Linked DNA regions of Homo sapiens: region 2 is linked to region 1. A link is a contact called in ENCODE Hi-C or POLR2A ChIA-PET data. All regions are on one chromosome and are shown on one strand. The core of a region is the stretch at or near the end of the contact, and the rest is flanking DNA. Distances in the headings are between cores, read along the strand shown. Region 1 holds the start of RPL36A (ribosomal protein L36a). Region 2 holds the start of ARMCX4 (armadillo repeat containing X-linked 4).

Region 1 (7,097 bases), core at 2,259-4,758:
CAGGATCACTTGAGCCCAGGATTTTGAGACCAGCCTGGGCAACATAGTGAGAACCCCATCTCTATAAAAGATCAATAAATTCTAAGACTACCTACAATTATGTCTAGAATTTATGTCCATTCAACTGAATTATTTAACTCAAACTACACTCCCCACTAATCCTCAACTTTTTTTATTGTTCTTTTTTTTTTTTTTTGAGATGGAGTTTTGCTCTTGTTGCCCAGGCTGGAGTGCAATGACGTGATCTCAGCTCCTTCTCCTGGGTTCAAACAATTCTCCTGCTTCAGCCTCCTGAGTAGCTGGGATAACAGGCGCCCACCACCACGCCCAGCTAATTTTTTCTTATTTTTACTAGAGATGGGGGTTTCATCATGTTGGACAGGCTGGTCTTGATCCCCTGACCTCAGGTGATACACCCGCCTTGGCCTCCCAAAGTGCTGGGATTACAGGCGCGAGCCACCACGCACGGCCTTGATTGCTCCTTTTACCTAAACAACAGAACTATTGTTTACAAGTTTTCTATTTACCAAAAAATTGCAAACATGCTACAGAGTTCTTATAAACCTTACCAGTTTCTCATCTTACATTAGTATGACTCATTAACAAACCAACACTGATGCCTTATTAACTCAAGTCCATACTTTTTTTTTATTTCCTTATGTTTTTCTAATGTCCTTTTTCTGTTCTAGGACCCCACGCAGGACACCACCTAACATTTAGTCATCATGTCTCTAGACTCCTTTGGCTGTGGCAATTTCTCAGACTTTTTTGATGACCTTGACAATTTCCGCACTACTGGTCAAGTATTTTGTAAAATGCCCCTCTTGGGATTTGTTATTTTTCTCATTAGATAGGGTTATGGATTTTTAGGTTTAAGTGTCATTTTCATCACACCTTATCAAGGGTATATATCAACATGACTCGTGACTGTTGATGTTAACCTTGATTACCTGGCTGAGGTAGTGCTTGTTAGGTTTCTCCACTGTAAAGTTTTATTGCATTTTTTCTTTGAGGTACAAACAATCCAATTACACTCTAAGTTATTTTAAAATATGTAACTAAGTTATTGACTTTAGTCACGCTGTCGTGCTATCAAATAGTTGGTCTAATTCATTCTTTTTTCTTTTTGTACCCATTAACCATCCCCACCTCCCGCCACCAGAAGTTCTCAGCTTCTGGTAACCATCCTTCTACTCTCTATATGACAAGTCCACTTGTTTTGATTTTTAGATCCCACAAACAAGAACATGTGATGCTTGTCTTTGTGTGCCTATTTCACTTAACATAACGATCTCCAGTTCCACCCATGTTGTTGTAAATGACTGGATCTCATTCTTTTTATGGCTGAATAGTACCACTGTGTATAGGTGCATTTTCTTTTTCCCTTTTTTTTTTTTTTTTTTTTGAGATGGAGTCTTGCTCTGTCGCCCAGGCTGGAGTACAGTGGCGTGATCTCGGCTCACTGCAGCCTCTGCCTCCCAGGTTCCAGCGATTCTCCTGCCTCAGCCTCCCGGGTGGCTGAGATTACAGGCCCACACCACAAGCCCGGCTAATTTTTGTATTTTTACTAGAGACGGGGTTTCACTATCTTGGCCAGGCTGGTCTCGAACTCCTGACCTCAGGTGATCCACCCGCCTCGGCTTTCCAAAGTGCTAGGCACAAGCCACCGTGCCTGGCCGCGTATAGGTACATTTTCTTTATCCATTCATCCCGATGGACACTAAGGTTGCTTCTAAATCTTAGCTATTATAAACAGTGCTACAACAAACATAGGAGTGCAGATATCTCTTTGATATACCGATTTTCTTCTGGGTATATACCCAGCAGTGGGATTGTTGGATCATATGGTAGCTCAACTTTTAAATACTCAATTTCCTAATAAGCTTGCCCCTTTAGCCAGAGTTCTGCTGCTGCTAGTTTGCAGTTCTTAATAGGCCAAAACCTAGTTAGAACCTCTGTCTTCTAAACAAGTTATCCGAATGTGAAAAGGTATAAAAAAAGCATTCTTTTTGCCACCCTGAGATCAAACCACTTACTGCATCCAAATGAGCACTAAAGTCATTCCTTAATACTTTCTGGAGCTAAACTGCACAAGAAGCAAAGTGCCAAAAGAAATGCTGTGTTGGAGAGAATGCTCCGTTCCAATCATCGTGCTAATTACTTTAAGAGTTAGCCAAATCACCTAAGGTTTGAGAGTAAACAGAAACTCGCTCAGCCTGAGAATACAGAATTCAGGAGGCTAGCAGAAAGGCCTAAATGGCTATTCTATAAGAGTTTTAAGACTTCACGAGAACAGGTAGTTGACTGCAGATTTCTGTGATGAGAAACAACAGAACAATTCTTAGTGCAACCAACAAGCGAGGATTCAGACATATTGACAGATAAGGAACAAGGCAAATGAAAGGATTTACCAGTGTACTCACACTTCAGTTCTTAGGAAAGCAGGGCACATTCCTCAATTTTTTGCCTCTTCAGAAGGGAAAGGATAAAAAATCGTAAACACTGAAATAGTGCAGTATTGTGGACTAGTCAGACATGAGTTGCATTCCCAGCTCCATCACCTACTAGATATATCAGTGCAGTGAAAACTTCGCTAAACTAACGCTATACCTATATCATGAAGTGTGTGGACTAGAGACAAGTGCATATCCTTACGGCAATTAACTGGGAAACGTCAAATAGTAACTACCACTCACCTTTTTCCGGAAAATCGGCTTAGTTTGCCCACCATAGCCACTCTGCTTCCTGTCATAACGCCGCTTTCCTGGGAAAACGAATTGGTATTTGTTATAAAATACTGAAGATCAGCAAGTAAGTCTTACAGGTTTTATCTTAATTTCGCAGCAGAAATATTAACGCTCAAGCCAGGCGTGGAGGGAGAGAGACCCGGACTCGTATGTTATTCTACAACACAAATGTCACATTAACACCAAATTATGCGGAATCCATCTTACCCTGGGCGTACAGAGAATCCTTGCCCTTCTTGTACTGTGTCACTTTATGGGGTTGGTGCTTGCCACACTTCTTACAGAAAGTCCGGCGGGTTTTAGGGACGTTAACCTAGTAAAGAAACAGTTCAGAACGTGCAATGTTATTTGACCACAATGGCACAACGCCCTACCTTACCCAGCTAAAGCTGAGGCACTCCAGGAGGACTCCTCATTACTTGCTACCTCTGACTACAGGGTGGGCCAGCCCCATGTGCTTCAAGCAGAGCTTCCTCCCTCCGTCGAGCCCCAAAGAGGGAAGAGACCTCATTAACTCCACCCCCGGCTAACTCTACCTCTTTGAACCCATCACTTCAATTCCTGGCCCCGTAGCCCGGTCCCTTTAGGGTTGATCCCGGCAAGATTGGGTTGCTCTGATATATCGAGTCCACACAGGAGCCTGGACCCATCCCGGCATAGCACGGGCGACGAAGGGGGGGAAAGATTAAGCTGGATGTTACTCGGCCCCCACCAGCAAGTCCTACCATGCTTGCGTGAGCGCTATCGGCGCGGAAAGAAAGAAACCGCGAGGCAAACGGAAGTATATAGGAGGTTCCCGATCGCACTTCCTCATGGGAGTCGGTAGGAGCAATCATAGAGTGTAAGGCTCAGCGCAGCGCCCTCGGGCGGCTGAGAGGACTCAGTTCGGAGCCGCGGGCGGGAGCTTAAGGAAGGACTCCGCCTAAAGGGTGGTCCACTCACCCCGACTTCCTCCCGCCCCGCAGCTTTCAACGTTTCGTCACTTTATCTCTTTTGGTGGACTCTGCTACGTAGTGGCGTTCAGTGAAGGGAGCAGTGTTTTTCCCAGATCCTCTGGCCTCCCCGTCCCCGAGGGAAGCCAGGACTAGGGTCGAATGAAGGGGTCCTCCACCTCCACGTTCCATTCCTGTTCCACCTCAAGGTCACTGGGAACACCTTTCGCAGCAAACTGCTAATTCAATGAAGACCTGGAGGGAGCCAATTGTTCCAGTTCATCTATCACATGGCCAGTTGGTCCATTCAACAAATGGTTATTGGATGCCCATTATGTGGCAGGCACTGTTCCGGGGGAGAGGTACAGTAATCTAATAGGCTTATAAATGTGCAATTATGAACTAAGTACTTTGAAGAAAAGGAACAATGATTGGCATTAAAGCAGCACCCTTCTGTTGAGGGAGTAAGTCAGCAGCTCTAGGTTCTGAAAAGTGACAATGAAATTGTTTGGCTCCTGTAATAGCAATCATCAAGCCTAGAAGTAGAAAGTACCTAGCGGCTCTTCCCTTCCTTGCAAACCTGGCAGAAGGCATATACTAGGTCTCAAGAGAGTCCAGCATAGAAAGACTTCAGGGTGCTAAACATTTTAAATAGATTGTGTCATACAATTCTCACAATAATTCTAGGAGACAGGTGGTACTATTATTCTCATTTTACAGATTAAGAAATTGAGGCTGTAGGATGTTAAACGATTTGCCCAATGTCAACGGTATTTAGTGAATCTAGGATACAAACCCAAGTAGACTGACTCTAGAGCCCGCGTTCCTTTAACATTATAAAATATTGCTGTTGTGGCCTGGTAATTATAATAGCTAAAAAAATTATGGCGCACTTACTATATGCCAGGCATTCTCCTAACCACCTTACATACTACCCCTTTTAATCCTGACAGCAACCCCAGGAGGTATATACCAGTATTAGTATTTAACAGGTGAGGAAACTGAGGCACAAGAGATGTTAAGTTTACTTACCTGAAGTCACACAGGTTGTTATTTTTTTGTGGAGCTGGAATTTGATCCTAGGTAGTCTAACACTATAGCCTTGCACTTAACCACTACATCATACAAAGGAAGCAGGGGCATCTGCAGTGTAGAGGATGGTGAGGAGACAGAATTGGGCTGAGACACAGGAGGAGGTGGCAGTGGAATAGGGGCTGAAGAACCGTGAGAGTCTGGGGTATCTTGCTTGCACAACCCTCCAGGAACACGCGTGGGACCTGAGCTGACACTCTGATCACCCCCTTTTTTGTTGGGTGGTCTCTGGGAATGAGATAATAAATATATTACCACTACCTGCTACATTTCCTGAAAATTTCTTTGCCAAACTTCCAGCATTTTCTTTTTCTTTCCAGATTCTTAAGCAATCTCACTGGCCTTTAGGGGTTTATGTTAGTAACATGGAAATATGAAGACCGTGAACATGGCCCCTCTTCATTTAATCAACCTTAGTTCTTTCTATCATATCTGGTGTTATGTGGCTTTGTGGGGGTTTTGCTTGTTTTTGTTTACTTAAAAATATTTAATTGACAAAAATTGTTTATATTCAAGGTGTACAACATGATGATTTGATATGTGTATACACTGTGTAATGATTACCACAGTCAAATTGATTAACACATCTATCATCCATCACCATCCATAGTTACCATGGGGGTGGTGAGGACACTTAAAATCTGCTCTCTTATCAAATTTCAATAATACAGTATTATTAACTATGGTCACTATATTGCACATTAGATCCCCAGAGCTTATACATCCTATAAGTGAAAGTTTGTACACCAATGCTGACACCGAGGTGGGAGGATCGCTTGAGCTGTTCTCTGTTTTGGACATGCTCCTGCTCATTAATTTCCCCTAAGACGAGGCACTCAGAACTGAATGCAGGACTCTAGGTGTGGTCTGGCTTTGCAGAGTAAGTGGCATGTTACCTTCCTCTGTCTAGATATTTTACTTCCATAAGGAAGCCTCAATGTCACCTTGGCTTTTCTGGAAGCCATGTTAACTGATGACATGCCTTTTGATTACTATCAGCAAAAACCCCTGAACCATTTTCACAAATGCTACTGCTACTCCACTTTCTCCTGGAGTCATTTGAAGTTCAAATTTGGGGCCCAATTATGAGACATCACCTTTAGCCCTGGTAAAATACACTTTGTGGAATTTGGCTTCTCACACCAGGTGATCAAGATCTTTTTGGGAACTAATTGCCCTCTTCTGTCATCCAGTCTAGCACACAAAGCCTTGCACCATTCATAGACTAACCGGGCTACTTTTTATATTTTCCTCAAAGATGATCAATAAAAATGCTGAACAGGATAGCACCAAGAATAGAACCTTATATTGCATTGGGAATCTCTTCAGGTGACACTCAGCTGTTTATTTGCACTATCTGAGTACAGTCTTTCTGTCAGTATGGATGAGTGTGCTAGGGGAGTGGTCGTGGGCAGAGGGTGAAGAAAAGCCTACGTCTACTTGCTCTTTTCCCTTGTGCTCCTCTCTCTCTCTTGTTTAGCTCTCCCATTGGATGCCTATCACCTCCCAGTCCCCACCCCAAGATGGATCTTGAGAAAGGACAGGGCATGTGACAACAAGTGGCATAAGACTGAAGAAAAGAGCCTGGGCACGGTGGCTCACGCATGTAATCCCAGCACTTTGGGAAGCTGAGGCGGGTGGATCACGAGGTCAGGAGATCGAGACCATCCTGGCTAACATGGTGAAACCCCGTCTCTACTAAAAATACAAAAAATTAGCCAGGCGTGGTGGCAGGCACCTGTAGTCCCAACTACTCAGGAGACTGAGGCAGGACAATGGCGTGAACCCGGGAGGTGGAGCTTGCAGTGAGCCGAGATCATGCCACTGCACTCCAGCCTGGGCGACAGGGCAAGACTCCGTCTCAAAAAAAAAAAAAACTGAAGAAAAGAGGAGGGAAGATGAATGCCTGTGGCCAACCCTCAGGCAGGTGAGTGGAACAGCTATTGGGGGTGACTAGCGAAAGGATAGACGTTGTCAATAAAGTAAGGCAATCATACAACACATGCTGTCCATCTGTCTTGTGCAAATGTGAGTATCAACCACTCTATCATCAGTCTACAAATACTTTAAATGTTTTTATTTAAAGTCCTGTTGATGGCTGGGAGAGGTGGCTCACTCCTGTAATCCCTGCATTTTGGGAGGCCAAGGCAGGAGTATCGCTTGAGCCCAGGAGTTTGAGACCAGCCTGGGCAACATAGTGAAACCCCATCTCTACAAAAAGTAGAAAAATTAGCCCAGCACAGTGATGTGTGCCTATAGTCCCAGGTACTAGGGTGACTGAGGTGAGAGGATCACTTGAGCCCAGGAGGTGGAGGCTGCAGTGAGC
Region 2 (7,097 bases), core at 1,601-4,100, 94 kb before region 1:
TCTTATTTCATCTTCTCTCCACCTTCCCCAATGCCCAATAATTTTCTTCCAAGATACTTCTATACACATTTCTATACACCAAATGAACAGTGGAAAGGATGGTAGGAGGTCTGACGATAAATGGGAGCAACCAAGAAGTCCCAGACTTTGATTTCTACTGGACCTACTCTGGTCACCTGTCTACAGGGCCCCACCCTCATACCAACCTGTAATGATCCGAGGCAGTTCCCTCCTCTCCTCTTGCTTCTCTTGGCAGTACACCCTAAAGTAGATACATAAATTCATGAGATCTCTGGACCTAGAGACAGACAGACAGATGGAGGGACAGATGGGAGTAGAGAGTTTGTTCTTGATGGGACAGACATATTATTAGCAAACTACCTTTCTACGTTTCTCAGTCCACCCCACTCCCTAAGACACTGTCACACTCTTTTCCCTGTACCAGAATTAAGGTGAGGGTATGGAGTAAATGACAGGGATGGTGGGAAAGGTGGCTGGAAAAGGAGAGACTGAGGATCCTCATCCTCCAGACTGGTCACTGGTCCTTACTGGATGCACACTGGTCTCCACCAACCCACTCTAGAGGTCTACCCAGGCAGTCCCCACACTCTTACCAGTCTATACTGATCAGGAGCAATCTCCTCTTTGTTTCTTTGCTTCCAGTGATCTTAAGCCCTGCAGCAGACATGCAGGCAGATCTATGGACAAGTAAACAAACAGTAGGTAATGGAAACCGAGTCCCTGGTAGAACAGACAAGCAACCTGATCCCTGACCCCAATGTCTGCCTCGCCAGAGCCCAGGTTCTATATACTAATGTGTACCATCTCATGGTCCCCCCATCAAGTCTTCCCCCAGTCATACTCCAGCCCACCCTTACCCCCATATTCCTATCATTTCCTGCACTGAAATCCACAGGAGGCATGGCAGCACTGTGGCAATCCAGCACTCCACTGAGACCCTCTTAAATCTCACCCACCTCCTATGCCCACCCTCTCTTGTCATCCCCAGAGACTACCCCCACTTCACACCAACCTCCATGCTTCTAGATTGATCTCCTCCTCTTTCCCTTGCTTCCAATGGTAAACAGCCCTACTGCAGGCCTATGGGAAGACCTTGGAACAGATGGAGAAAAAGAAGAGAGTGGATGTTAAGTACTTGTGACACTTACCATCTAAGACATAGGTCCCTGTACCTGCCTGCCTGGATTTAGAGACCCATTTGCTGGCAGAAAAAAAAAAAAAAAAAAGCCTGGGGCTTCCCCAGCACTGAAATGGGAAGGATGGAAAAGGGAGGCAGGAAAAGTAAAAGGCAACAGACAGAGGCACGTTATTTTATTTTATTTTATTTTATTTTATTTATTTTATTTTTTATTTATTTTGAGACAGAGCCCCACTCTGTCACCCAGGCTGGATTGCAGTGGCAAGATCATGGCTCACCACAGTCTCGACCTCCCAGGCTCAAAAGATCCTCCCACCTCAGCCTCCCAAGTAGCAGGAACTACAGACTGTGCCACCATACCCAGCTAATTTTTAAATTATATGTAGAGATGAAGTCTCGCTATGTTGCCCAGGCTGGTCTTGAACACCTGAGCTCAAGCAATCCTCTTGCTTGGGTCTCTCAAAGTGCTGGGATTACAGGCAAGAGCTACTAGGCCCAACAAGGCAAATTATTTTAAAACCACCTGTAGGGTTCTAGGGATTTCCCCAAAAGCCCACCATTTCCTTCACCAAGATGGTCAGGTAGGTAGAGGGATCTGGAAAACTGAAGGATGGCAGGAGAGATGGGAGACCCCAGATCCCATACTCTAGAACCACAACCTACTGCTGTCCACGTCCCTTTCAACCTATCTCTAGGAGTCTCCAGCAGAAGAGAAAAGCTATAGGGGAAGCCTTTTGCTTCTACAAAATCACTATCCTTCCCCACCAAAGGCTATCTAAAAAATAATAATAATAATAATATTCTTTAATATAATTTATCTTTTTCTCAATATTATCTGAAATGCAAATAAAAGCATCTGTAGAAAAGTTTGCTGTCTTCATTGGTCTTCAACATACAATTTAAAAGTCCTAAGCTTGGTAAGTAAAATGCAGTTTAGGGAAAGTCCCCAAGCTAGCCCCACCCCACATCCCATTCAGACAGCCGCACCTAAGTTCCTGTCATAGAATTCATATGGAACTCCAATGGTTTAGATAGTGTCTGTACTCACACTAACCTCCTTGATCCAGTGCAGTTTTCTCCTCTCCTTCCTTTCTCCTCGCCGCAAACAGTGCTACACCGAACTACTGTCCGACAGACAGGAGAGAGTAAAACCACTTAGTGTTGGTCTAGAGCCCAGGACATAGATCCCAATACTCGCCTTTCCGGGTTCAGGAACCTGGTTATCAAACGTCCCTCCCCACAGTCTGAGACACCACCCTTACCAACCCCACCGTCCAGTCTCTAAGGCCCACCATTTTCTCTGCAAACGCCACCGTGGCGCATCCCTTCCACTAAATTGAGCAGGAAGCGAGCGGACATGTGTGGCCAGTGATTAGAGCGATGGGCATCTCAATCTCTGTATTTCCCTCTGGCAGAGACAATCTCCCCACAAATCAAAGCCCACGGTTCGCCTGCACAGATGTAGGCGGGGGCAAGGGGGCTAGGGAGAATCAGAGGCAAAGGCTCCTCGAACTTGAGGCAGCATAGACCACCGCCCCCTCAAGCCCCGTAACCGCTGCCGGGGTCAGTGAGCTTCTGCCGGCCTGGCCAGGGCGCGCGGGCCCCAGGGCCCTTACCTGCTCCGCTTTCCCCGGGCCCGATGCCAGCCCGCCGAGCGCAGGGCAGCGGGGAGCTGGTAGCCAGATGCGAGTGACGACTGCAACGAAGGCTGCGTAGCTCTGCAGCTCCGGGTCACGTGAGGACCGCGCGTCACCGCCGAGCTCGCCCTCCTCCCCAGCACCCCCTACCACCCACCAAGGGCCGGCGGCCAGTCACCAGGAACTCCCCCCTCCTCCACTCCGCACGCACAGACATCCCCGTTCTCTGGTCTGTGCTCGGTGCCCCAGTGCGCACGCGTTGTCACTCATCTCCGTCCTCTCCAATCTGAGGGCCCACAAGTGGCATCATCGCCTTGTGGTTGGAGTTTACCCATCTTCAGTTACAGGGGAGGGTCTGCATCCCCCTACCCACTCCCGGCCCTTGGCTGTGGCCTTTTATGTTTCTTCTTTGAGTAATCACTTATTTCTCTCTTAGACTATAAGACCAGCACTCCCCACCCGCCCCCTACACGACCTGCCCTCTCTAAGTACAATGCCTGCACCAAATGGGCTGTGGAAGGGGGTATCAGGAAGGAAAGCAGAAGGTGCAAGTAGAGCTTTAATTTTCTTTTTCGTGTTCCTTTTTTTTCTTTTAATATGACATTCTTTTCTAATATTGTAATCAGAAAATACAGTATAGCCATTTTCATTTGACACAAAAAATATTCAGGGTGTAAAAATAACAAAAGACTCATTCTTTTGTTTACATTATTTTGTGCCACATTTTAAAATGTCTTCTGTTACTGCAAACTATTTTACAGCTTTCAAAATTGACTAGTAATTCTTGACATTTTAAATACAAAATTGTCCTAAACAAAACCAGCACGTATTCAATATGATCTATAAGTTAATCTTTGGAAAGACATTTCGTTTTCTAATATTGACAATTTTACACAGGTGATTTGTAACTTTTGAAGTTCTGGCTGAACTCAGCATCTTTTTTCAGGTGTCTAAGACCTTCTTCAGAGAAGACTTCTAGAGGATATATTTAAGACCCAACTCCTGATGAGCCTAGTGCTTTACTAGTGACTTACCAAATTAACCTGCTTTACTAGTGACTTCCCAAATTAACCTGTTTTCCATTCAAGGGGCTTTATTTGGATTTTACATAAGCATGTAATCAGATCAGCCTCACCACACCCATGGAACAACCAACTGCTAGAGCTTGGATGGAAAGGAGACTTAACAGGTGGAATTTTCATCCGTCGTAACACTTGAGATCTCGCCGGTGTCTGCCATTCATGTACTACATACTACCCTAGCAGTGGCGAGTGTTCAATATTTTCCAGTGGAGATGGTGGTGAGGGTCTGTGGATGACTGTGAATCACTGCAACACACCTGATGTCCGTGTCATTATTTTTTTCCCTCACAAGTGGAAGGGCAATGTACAGGATCCCAAGCAATTGCCAAGAAAAAGAAGTTTTTTCATGTCCTGCCTTGTGTTACAACTTCACTGCACCTCCCATACAAGCCCCTCAGAATAATCCCAAAACTCAGGGACCAAATATGCAGAAGTTAGTCCCCACGCATCCACCTGTCCCCGCTGAGGAGTCATACTCCAAATATAGACCCTCCAGGCAGCCTCTTTCTTAGAACATTGAAATAGGACACCCCAGAGGGAGGGGCTCCACTGTGAGGGGCCCCTGTGTGGAGGAGGCCCTTTCAGGAGCCAAGAAAGGAAGTCCTAGTGCCTTACAATCTTACTAATGGCTTTTCAGAACTCAATTGAAAGTGACGAACTTACTTTCTCCACCAAAGGAAAATATTGATAAATTAATTGCATACAAATTTTAAACTTTGGTAAAGTAAAAAAAAAAAACCATAAACATTGACTGTCAAAAGGCTAACTTGTAATAATCTAAAAGCTCTTACAGATCATTAGTAAAATGATAAACAACCCAATAGAAAAATGTGCCAAAAGACATGAACAGATTTGTTCACAGAAAAGAAATAGATTACTAATAAACATATGAAAAGATGCTCAAACAAAGAAATGCAAATCAAAGCAACTATGCCTTACCATGTTTCAAGTATGATTTTCTCAAAGTTTAGAAACTTGATAATATTGTTGACTGGTTTGTCAAGAAATGGGCACTCCTCTACTCTGTTGGAGGCAGATATTGATGCAAGCTTTTTATATAGGGCAATTTGGCAAACTCTATTAAATGATAACTATAATATTTCACAAATTCTTTGACCCAATAATTCTATTCCTTGGAATTTAGCCAACCTATATGCCTACACAGTTTCACAAAGATATATTTACTAGAATTTTTTTTTTTCGCAATGCTTGTAAGGTTTGAAAAAACTGACGCAGCCGGGCACGGTGGCTCACACCTGTAATCCCAGCACTTTGGGAGGCCGAAGCAGGTGGATCACGAGGTCAGGAGTTCAAGACCAGCCTGGCCAACGTGGTGAAACCCCGTTTCTATTAAAAATACAAAAATTAGCCGGGCGCAGTGGCAGGCGCTTATAACCCCAGCTACTTGCAAGGCTGAGTCAGGAGAATGGCTTGAACCCAAGGGATGGAGGTTGCAGTGAGCCTAGATCACGCCACTGCACTCCAGTCTGGCTGACAGAGTGAGACTCTGTCAAAAAAAAAAAAAAAAAAAAAAAAAGCCTGACGCAACATAAAATGGCTATTGATAGGGGAGAGATTAAATAACTCATGTTATATTTATACAATGTGGCTGATGGAGTTAGCTCTGTGTATCCCAGTGGAAAGATAATTGGGGTGTTTTAATATTTGCTGTTTACTTTACATACAAATCCCACAAGAGTACAATTCTAGTATAAAATTCAAACCCAAGGCCAAGTGTGATGGCTCACGCCTATAATCCCAATACTTTGGGAGTCTGAGGCAAGAGCATTACTTGAGGCCAAGAGTTTGAGACCACCCTACATAGGTTTCCCGACATAGGGAAACCTGTCTATTAAAAAAAAAAAATAGCTGGGCTTAGTGGTGCATGCCTGTGGTCCTAGCTACTTGGGAGGCTACTTGGCAAGAAGATTGTTTGAGCTTAGGAATTCAAGGTTACAGTGAACTATGATTGCACCACTGCTCTCCAGACCGGCAATGGCGTGAAACCCTGTCTCTGAAAAGAAAAGAAAAGAAAAGAATAGTCAAACCCAGAAAAAGCACTAGTACCACTTTCACTCCCCTATCCTCACCCAAATCACAGTTACCTCTCCATTTTAAGTTTGGTGTATTAACCTTTTGTATACATGATATACACATACATGTCTTATTAAAATATATAAATGAGATTTTTTTTTATATGGAGTCTTGCTCTTTCACTCAGGCTGGAGTGCAGTGGTGCGATCTTGGCTCACCGCAACCTCCACCTCTCGGGTTCAAGCGATTCTCATGCCTCAGCCTCCCTAGTAGCTGGGATTACAGGTGCGCACCACCATGCCCAGCTAATGTTTGTATTTTTAGTAGAGACTGGGTTTCACCATGTTGGCTAGGCTGGTCTCAAACTCCTGGCCTCAAGTGATCCAACCACCTGGGCCTCTCAAAGTGCTGGGATTACAGGTGTGAGCCACCACGCCTGGCCAGGATCATAATTAACATACTGTTTTGCAACTTGCTTTTTTTTCATTTAAAATTATGTCTCAAAGAGCTCTACATACCAGTACATTTAAAGCTGCTTCATTCTTTTTAACTGCTGCATATTATGAGTTCTGGATCCGGAGCTAATAAAGCAAGGTTACAATGAACAGTCTGGCACATAAAGCTTTGCCAACAGGTAGAAGAATTTCTTTAGGATATTCTACTATAAATATAATTATTTGCTTAAATGTATGAGATTTTATACATTTGATATTGCCAAAAGAAGGATGTGAGATTTTATATAGTTAATGGATATACCACCAAACTGTCCTCCAAAAAGGCTTGGCCAATTTATACCCCCATCAAACATAAGACAGGATCTATTTCCCCACACTCTCATGCACACTGTGTACAAATGTTTCTCAACTTATAATGGGGTCATGTTCAAATAAACTTATAGGTTGAAAATACCATAAATCTAAAATGCATTTAATACATCCAACCTACCAAACATCATAGCCTAGCCTACCTTAAAAATGCTCGGAACACTCACATTAGCTGACAGTTCGGCAAAATCATCTAATGCAAAGCCTATTTTATAATAAAGTGTTGAATATCTCACATAATTTATTGAATACTACATTGAAAGAAAAACAGGATGGTTGTATGAGTACTTGAAGTACAGATTTTACTGAATGTGTATTGCTTTTGCACCACCAATTAAAGTAAAAAAATCATAGGTTGAAT

Evidence for each region. A loop is a pair of places that touch in the nucleus more often than their neighbours do. ChIA-PET counts read pairs that join two places held with the same protein, here RNA polymerase II (POLR2A). Pooled maps may share reads with other maps.
Region 2: a loop to region 1 is called in a pooled map, with 5 times the contacts of the local background. The contact joins the promoter of ARMCX4 here to the promoter of RPL36A in region 1. A Hi-C loop is called at or near these places in 2 of 168 maps with a recorded cell type or tissue (chondrocyte and naive thymus-derived CD4-positive, alpha-beta T cell), 1 of 37 single-sample maps with no recorded cell type and 5 of 50 pooled maps. POLR2A ChIA-PET finds 5 or more read pairs at or near these places in 5 of 52 experiments (AG04450, BJ, WTC11 and 1 more).

What each region holds. Positions count from the first base shown.
Region 1 is chrX:101,387,422-101,394,518 of GRCh38, reverse strand. RPL36A (ribosomal protein L36a) reads right to left here and starts at 3,508. Exons shown (of 5, transcript NM_021029.6): 1 at 3,473-3,508; 2 at 2,955-3,060; 3 at 2,697-2,764. The coding sequence starts at 3,475. RPL36A-HNRNPH2 (RPL36A-HNRNPH2 readthrough) reads right to left here and starts at 3,508. Exons shown (of 4, transcript NM_001199974.2): 1 at 3,473-3,508; 2 at 2,955-3,060; 3 at 2,697-2,764. The coding sequence starts at 3,475. It also overlaps a transcript of BTK not described here. RefSeq lists enhancers at 3,812-3,971, 3,982-4,041.
Region 2 is chrX:101,481,209-101,488,305 of GRCh38, reverse strand. ARMCX4 (armadillo repeat containing X-linked 4) reads right to left here and starts at 2,850. Exons shown (of 6, transcript NM_001256155.3): 1 at 2,776-2,850; 2 at 2,214-2,283; 3 at 1,034-1,113; 4 at 615-698; 5 at 207-262.